Regions from separate parts of the Homo sapiens genome. Here region 1 is linked to region 2. A link is a contact called in ENCODE Hi-C data. All regions are on one chromosome and are shown on one strand. The core of a region is the stretch at or near the end of the contact, and the rest is flanking DNA. Distances in the headings are between cores, read along the strand shown. Region 1 overlaps SH3KBP1 (SH3 domain containing kinase binding protein 1). Region 2 holds the start of BCLAF3 (BCLAF1 and THRAP3 family member 3).

Evidence for each region. A loop is a pair of places that touch in the nucleus more often than their neighbours do. Pooled maps may share reads with other maps.
Region 1: a pooled map shows a loop between it and region 2 (4-fold over the local background). The contact joins the enhancer-like site here to the promoter of BCLAF3 in region 2. A Hi-C loop is called at or near these places in 2 of 37 single-sample maps with no recorded cell type and 4 of 50 pooled maps.

Annotation. Positions count from the first base shown.
Region 1 is chrX:19,810,307-19,814,085 of GRCh38, reverse strand. The region is part of intron 2 of SH3KBP1 (SH3 domain containing kinase binding protein 1); the gene reads left to right. Among named protein-coding and RNA genes, the nearest start is that of SH3KBP1, 75 kb to the left of the region's middle. RefSeq lists an enhancer at 1,904-1,953. Within about 2 kb of position 2,034, at least 5 of the 41 ENCODE cell types and tissues checked have a DNase peak (open chromatin) inside an H3K27ac peak, as active enhancers do.
Region 2 is chrX:19,989,110-19,992,713 of GRCh38, reverse strand. It overlaps BCLAF3 (BCLAF1 and THRAP3 family member 3), which reads left to right and starts at 1,653. Exons shown (of 12, transcript NM_001367774.2): 1 at 1,653-1,806. It overlaps LOC729609 (a long non-coding RNA gene), which reads left to right and starts at 2,935. Exons shown (of 2, transcript NR_024440.1): 1 at 2,935-3,028. RefSeq lists silencers at 1,311-1,740, 1,781-1,830, 1,901-2,270.

The sequences.
Region 1 (3,779 bases), core at 785-3,284, 180 kb after region 2:
CTGGAGTGTGGGGGCCAGGTCCAGGCTAGAGATAGGAATTTGCACAGCTGCCCGGCTGTCAGCCCAGGCCCACCACAGAACCACCTCTGGCACTACAATTCCTGTTTGATGCAAGGATGGCTGCTTTTCTTACCTGTCACCCTGTGATGTGAAATCATGCATTTAGAGCAACTTGGTAAATATTAATTTGTCAACAAATATTAGCTATTAATATCAGTATTAAGCCACTCCAAGACACTGGAGAAATACTTAGATGGTGTTTAGCAGTTTGGTACTGTAGGATTCGGATGCTGAGATGGAGTTAGGAGTAGAGGAGGTTTGTTTGGGGGCTGGGGGGATAACACCCTTGAAGGATGAGAGAGCAGAGGAGCAGGGCAGGGAGAGCCTCAGGTGGTGATGCCAGTCTGTCCTGGCCAGCCTAACAGGGGGCTTCTGGACAAAAATTGCTCCATGAAAGCAAAGGGGAGATGCTAGCCAAAGGGCACAAACTTGCAATTACAAGACGAGTTCTGGAGACCTGCTGTGCAGCACGGTAACTAGAGTTAATAATCATGCATTACATACTTAAAATTTGAGAGTAACTCTTGCGTGTTCTTATTACAAAAAGGGAACTCTGTGAGGTGATGAGTCTCTTAATTAGCTTGATTGTGATCGTCATTTCACGGTGTATATATATGTCAGATCATCATGTTGTACACCTTATATTAATACAATTTTTCTTTGTCAATCATACCTCAGTAAGGCTGGAAAAAAAAAAAAAGAAATGGGCAGAAATGGCCAGGCTCTAGGACTGCACTCCCCAGATTAGTGACCAGCTGTTGGCTCCTCAGCGAGAGCATGGCCTCTGCTAGAAAGAAAGCTGAGGCAGATTCCAAAGGTGCAAGTTAGTTCTTTCCTTCTTCTTCTTCTTCTTCTTCTTCTTCTTTTTTTTTGTTTGTTTTTGGAGACAGGGTCTCACTCTGTTGCCCAGGCTGGAGTGCAGTGGCGCGATCATGGCTCACTGCAGCCTCGACCTCCAAGGCTCAAGTGATCCTCCCACCTCAGCCTCCTGAGTAGTTGGGACTACAGGCGCGTACCACCACATCTAGCTAATTTTTTGTTGTTGTCTTTTGAGACAGAGTCTCTCTCTTTCACCCAGGCTGGAGTGCAGTGGTGCGATTTTGGCTCACAGCAACCTCCGCCTCCCGGGCTCAAGCGATTCTCCTTCCTCAGCCTCCTGAGTATCTGGGACTACAGGCGTGCACTAACACACCTGGCTAATTTTTGTATTGTTTGTAGAGACAAGGTTTCACCATGTTGCCCAAGCTGGTCTTGAATTCCTGAGCTCAGGTGATCCGCCCACCTTGTCTTCCCAATGTGCTGGGATTACAGGTATGAGCCACCATGCCCAGCCCCAGCTATTTTTTTTTTTTTTTTTTTTGTAGAGACGGGGTCTCACTATGTTGCCCAGGCTGGTCTCAAACTCCTGGGCTCAAGCAATCCTCCTGCCTCAGCCTCCCAATGTGCTGGGATTACAGGTGTGAGCCACTATGCTGGCCAAGTTCTTTCTTGAAGGAACATATGGGCAGTACATCTTTAGGGCTACCCAGAAGACATTTTGTTTCACTTTAGCTTCTTAACTCACAAAGGGATATGAAATAGTATATTGCCCCACTCGCAGGCTAAGGGGTAAATTTCATCATCTTTATGCCACTGAGGGAGATGAGATAAATTCTTGAGGAGAGTTCAGGGAGAGTGAAGGTGAAGATGTGAAAGTCTCTTTAATGTGTAGTCACAACATGTACTAGCACAAAAGTCACACAAACACACAGTTATTTGTGGAATGAGGTGTATGAAGTCAGCCCGTTTTTGCTCTTAGCTGTCTATTTTGCTCGTCATGAAGGAGAGCTTTTCATTATTGTCATACTTCCTCTGGGACCACCAGGATTTTCTCATGAAGACTAACAAAGAGATGATATCATGTGTCTGGGAGTCAGGGTGAAAAACAAAGTGGGCTTGCCTGAGTTTGTAAGCTGAGAAGTTGTCCGAGTCAAACCACATCCTGCCCTGGGTTTCTAGAGGCAGGTGGTCCCAGATGGAGACCCAGAGCGGGAGGAACTGTGCCAATGCTTTCCTAAGAGCCATGCTCAGTTCCCAGGAGGTGTGGGGGAGGCCCTGGTGACTATGTCCTCTTTACACTGAAGTTTTCTTCTAGGGAGGCCACAACTCACTGGTTGCCAGTAAAGGTTGTGAAGTTGGTTCCAGTTCCAGTTGTGGCTGTGCTGTGAACCAGCTGTGCCACTGGTGGCCATGCTGAAGCTCTTGGGGTTGTACTTTTCCTGGCTGTCAAACGAAGCCATGGTCAAGGTCTGAGATAGCTAGTGCAGGTAGGTAGTATCGGCGCAGTGGGGGCCAAGTCAAAACCAAAGAGGGACTGTTTTTGCGTATCATGGAAGAAAAAGTAAATTAACATTAAAACCATGTTTAAAATATTTATTAGATGTACATTTTAGTTGTGATTATACTACAACATAATTGGAATTGATGAAGTATTAACATGTGAACATATTCTTAGCAAAGCTGGACATGTTTGGAGAGTACCTTGTCAAGAGTGTGATGCCTGCTGCCGAAGGCTTCGGTCCAGTGGGATTTGCTTTCTGACCAGATAAGATTTTATCTAAGAGACAACATCCAAAATCAATAGGCTGACAGATTATTGGTAAAAGATACATTACAGCTGTTTAAAACCATAAACGCTATCAAGTTCTAACTGCTAAGCCTGTAGTCATATTGTAATATCGGGACCCTCATGGGCACAGATATGAAAGGAATCAGGATGGTAGCTGTCGTTCTGTAATTGCTGTTTAACAGCCTGGCTTATATTCATGATTCAATCTTTTTTTGTTTTTTTCTTGCTTCCACAATTCAATCCTTATTTCTGTAAGCTGCAAAATCGTGAGTGTGCGCACAAGTTTTTTTCTCCCCCGGTCTTGAAACTGGAATAATTGCCAATCTGCTTATTAAAAAAATACATCTGCCCTATGAAAGTAGTTTCAGCTACTCTGTGTTAAATGAGTGATTATGACATTGGGCTCTGGTGGCACGTAATACTAATGCTGAAACGCTTGAATATGGAGGTTAGTGTGGTTTCAGATGTTGAGAAATCACTTCTTTGTGCTTATTGACATTTTTCCAAGGACTGCTCTGTTATTTGGCTTAAAATGTCACATGACAGCTGATCTCTTTGGTGCATATAATCCATGCAATTATAGTGTGAGCTTCTGCTGTCAGTGGTGGTTAAAAATCCATATACCTCACTCCTTTTTTAGCCTCTGATTTTTTTTAATTCAATTTAACTCATCCTTTTATTTTAAAACTTGAATTTGAATGGGTTCCATTAACAGATATTTTAAGGTGACAATCAAGTCTAGGGCGCTGCCAGCTTGAAGCTGAACACAGTCCCTAGCCCTCAAGCTGGATGTGAGATCTAATTTAGGGCATGTTGCAATGCAGAGATGTAGCTGATTTGTAAACAGCCCTTGTGACAACGTAATACAGTTGACAAGTGATGGTTCTCAGGCAGGGTGAAGTGTGTTATCTAGCTGTCTGAGTGATCACCCTGATTGCAGTTCCACCTGGGGTTCATCTCACAGAGCCACACAGGATAATTAAAGCCACAGATTCATCATTGGTAGATTCAGCCCATTTTAGTCTCATTACAGACAAATTTAGTCCTGTCTTCATTCATTATAATGAAAGTCACACGAAGATTCACTTTACTATAAACTATATTCTTTTTC
Region 2 (3,604 bases), core at 404-2,903:
GAGCTATGATTATGCCACTGTACTCCAGCCAGGACCACGACCAAGTGAGACCCCTGACTCTTAAAAAAAAAAACAACAAAAAAAGGCCGGGACGCGGTGGCTCATGCCTGTCATCCCAGCACTTTGAGAGGCTGAGACAGGCGGATCACTTGAGATCAGGAGTTTGAGACCAGCCTGGCCAACATGGTGAAACCCCGTCTCTACTAAAAATACAAAAATTAGCCGGGCATGGTGGCGCACACCTGTAATCCCAGCTACTCAGGAGGCTGAGGCAGGAGGATCACTTGAACCTGGGAGGCAGAGGTTGCAGTGAGCCGAGATCGCACCACTGCACTCCAGCCTGGGTGACAAGAGCCAGACTCTATCTCTAAATAAATAAATAGGCCGTGCGCTGTGGCTCACGCCTGTAATCTCAGCACTCTGGGAGGCTGAGGCGGGAGGATCACCTGAGGTCAGGAGTTCGAGACCAGCCTGGCCGACATGGGGAAACCCTGTCTCTACTAAAAAAAAAAAAAAAATTAGCCGGGCATGGTGGCGCAGCCTGTAATCCCAGCTACTCAGGAGGCTGAGGCAGGAGAATCACTTGAACCCGGGAGGCAGAGGTTGCAGTGAACCGAGATCACACCACTGCACTCCAGCATGGGTGACAGAGATTCTGTCTCAAAATAAATAAATAAGTAAAAATAAAAAAGTGGTTGTAGTCAAAGGCTATGGGTTTAAGTTGGGTAGTGGGATTTCAACATTTAAGGTTTTAGAGATGGAGCAGTATCAAGTGATGAATATCTAGATTTTCTAGACTACGGGTGAACAAAGTAGAAGTAAAGGTCATTCGGATTGAGGAACTGAAGGAAACCAGGCTGGGTTGTGGATGTTGGATTCATTGGGAGGATGGCAGTAAATCAGATGGAGAGGAAAACTAATGCCAGACAGTCAGTAGGTGACAGTGACAAGGGAGGGCAAAAGGTGTTACTACCAGATGGCACAGAGCCTGAAAGAGCTATTTCACAAGGGGAAGAAAGAATATCAGTGTCAAGCGGAAAGCTTCAAGAGTGAAGAAGACACACTACCTTTGAGGCTGGTGCATGGAGTGTGGGAGGGGAGAAACCAAGCGAGTAGACAGAGATGAGGCAATCTTTTGAATTGGATGACGGATAGATGTTGGTACCATCCGACCATTTGGGAAGTCCAGAGGGGAGGCTTTGTTTTCCGGGAATATGCTTAATTTGAGGAGTGGGAAATGGATAGAGGGTAGGTGAATGGTTAGAGATCTGCACAAAGCTGGAAGGCCCACGGGATCAAGTTCTGCCCATGACTGAGGGGTGACCTCCAATCCCTGGGCCTTAACCCCCAGGATCCCTGGACCTGGAACGCCCATTAGGTCCCCTCCTTTCCGGCGAGAGGGCGGCAGAGGGCGCAGGCGCTCTAGCCGGACCCGGCGGGCGGGTGGCAGAGGGCGCAGGCGCCCTGGACAGAGCGGCCGCAGTGGGAACGGCCGGCAGGGGGCGCAGCGCTCTGGTCCGAGAAGCCCGGGCGGGGCACCCTCGCCGGGAGAGTAGAGGATAGGGGTCGGCTGGAGAACGGGCCCAGTGCGAGGCCGCGAGCAGTGGGCGGGGCCGGGGTGGGGGCGGGGCGAGGCGGTTCCGGAAGGAAGTGGTTCCGGGTCCCGCGGCCCGGCAGAGGTGGCTGGGGTGTCGCTGCTGTGGGAGGCGGCGGCAGAGTGAGGGGCGAGGCCCGAGGGGCCGGCGGCGGCGGCGGCGGCGGCGGCGGCGGCGGCGGCGGCGGCGGCGGCGGGGGCTTCCCGGCCGGGTGAGCGGCTCGGGGGGAGGCGGGGCGAGGAGGCCTGGGCCCGCAGGGAGGGCGTGTCCGCCACCCAGGAGGGGCGGTTCTCGGGGTGGCGGATGGGGCAGCGGGGAGGATGCGGCGGTCCGACTCGGGTTCTGTTGGGACAGCTCCTCTGCGCCCCGTAGGTCCCTCGGTCAGCGCCTTCCCTTGGGCGCGGCGACCCGGCGCGGGTTTCCAGGGGACAGCTGCCCGGCGCCCCTGAGGTCCCTCGACAGGCACGGCGACCCGGGCACCTGCTGCCGCGACCCTGATCCTCCGCCGTCGTCGGGCAGGTTGCGGTCCCCGCGGTTCCCTGCATCTGTTAAGAGGGCGGGGGCCGGGAAGGCGGTGTCCGGGGACGGTGCCCTTGTCCTCGAGGCGGCCCTGGACGCGTCGCCTGCGGGGCCTGAACCGAGGACCCCCCCGTACCCCGCTTTGTCCTGGTGAGGCGCTCCTGCCGCGCAGCGGCATCTTCCTCTGTTAACGTCGAGAATGAGTAGTGAAGGCTGCTCATTATCCTGCATTGTAAAGTAAAACTTGTCTTTTTAGAAGCGTCTCCTGAAAATTGGCGCATCTCCTGTGCTTCTCTGGGTTGTATTGGGAAACTGGGCCAGTCGCTGTCAGGACTGTCCTGTTGGTAGGTCTCGAGGGAAAGAAATGGGAGAGAAACCTACCCCGTAAATATTTTCCTACTCAGGTGCTTTTCGAACTACCTATTAGGTGATTGCCTTTTTTTTTTTTTTTTTTTTTCCTGGAACAAATTACAAACTGCAGGTAGAAATCAGGAAGGCCTCTTTAGGCTCCTCGCCAGGCAGCCTTTTTAGCATTTTTCTGAATGTGAACAGGTCCAAACGACAGAGCAGAATTTGAAAAGAAAGGTTTTGCTGCAGATTCATAACGAGGACTTTATTTTTCATTGGTATTTTAATGGTAATGGTATAGCAATGTTTTATTTTTAATGTTTTTTTTAAATGGCTACTAAAATTTTATTTTGAAATCACAGCTGTTTCAGTCACCCCCAAGAAACCTTTAAAACGTCTTATTAGAAACATTTTTATATATAGGAACATTTAGCCATTTATACACATTTCTAAGATAGAAATCACAATGAAGATACGTTGTTTCACTATTCCAAGTTCCAAGTAACCATGGTGAATATGGTTTCCCCATTCCAAGTAACCATTGTGAATGTGGTTATACACCTCCAGTCTTTTTCTATGCAGAGCTTAATACATGAGTTTTTCTAAAGTGAATTCTCTTTTGTAATTATCTTTTTCTGACTAGATAGCATGCCATTATATGGCTGTAATATTATAATTTATTTCATTGGTCATTCTCAGTTCTTCCCTATTAAAATACATTGTTGGGTAAATGTAAAAGTCCGCATATCTATGATTACTTTCGAATCTCACTCTGTCGCCCAGGCTGGAGTGTAGTGGCACGATCTCGGCTCACTGCAACCTCCACCTCCTGGGTTCAAGTGATTCCCCTGTGTCAGCCTCCCGAGTAGCTGGGACTACAGGCGTGTGCCACCATGCCCGGCTAATTTTTGTATTTTTAGTAGAGATGGGGTTTCACCATATTTGCCAGGCTGGTCTCAAACTCCTGACCTCCAGCGATCTGCCCGCCTCGGCCTCGCAAAGTGCTGGGATTACAGGTGTGAGCCACCGCGCCCGGCCCATGATTACTTTCTAAGTGTACATTCCTAGATGATAGAATTATTGGGCAGAGTATGCACATAAGGGTTTTTTTTTTTTTAATGTGAATTGCTCAATTTCCCTCT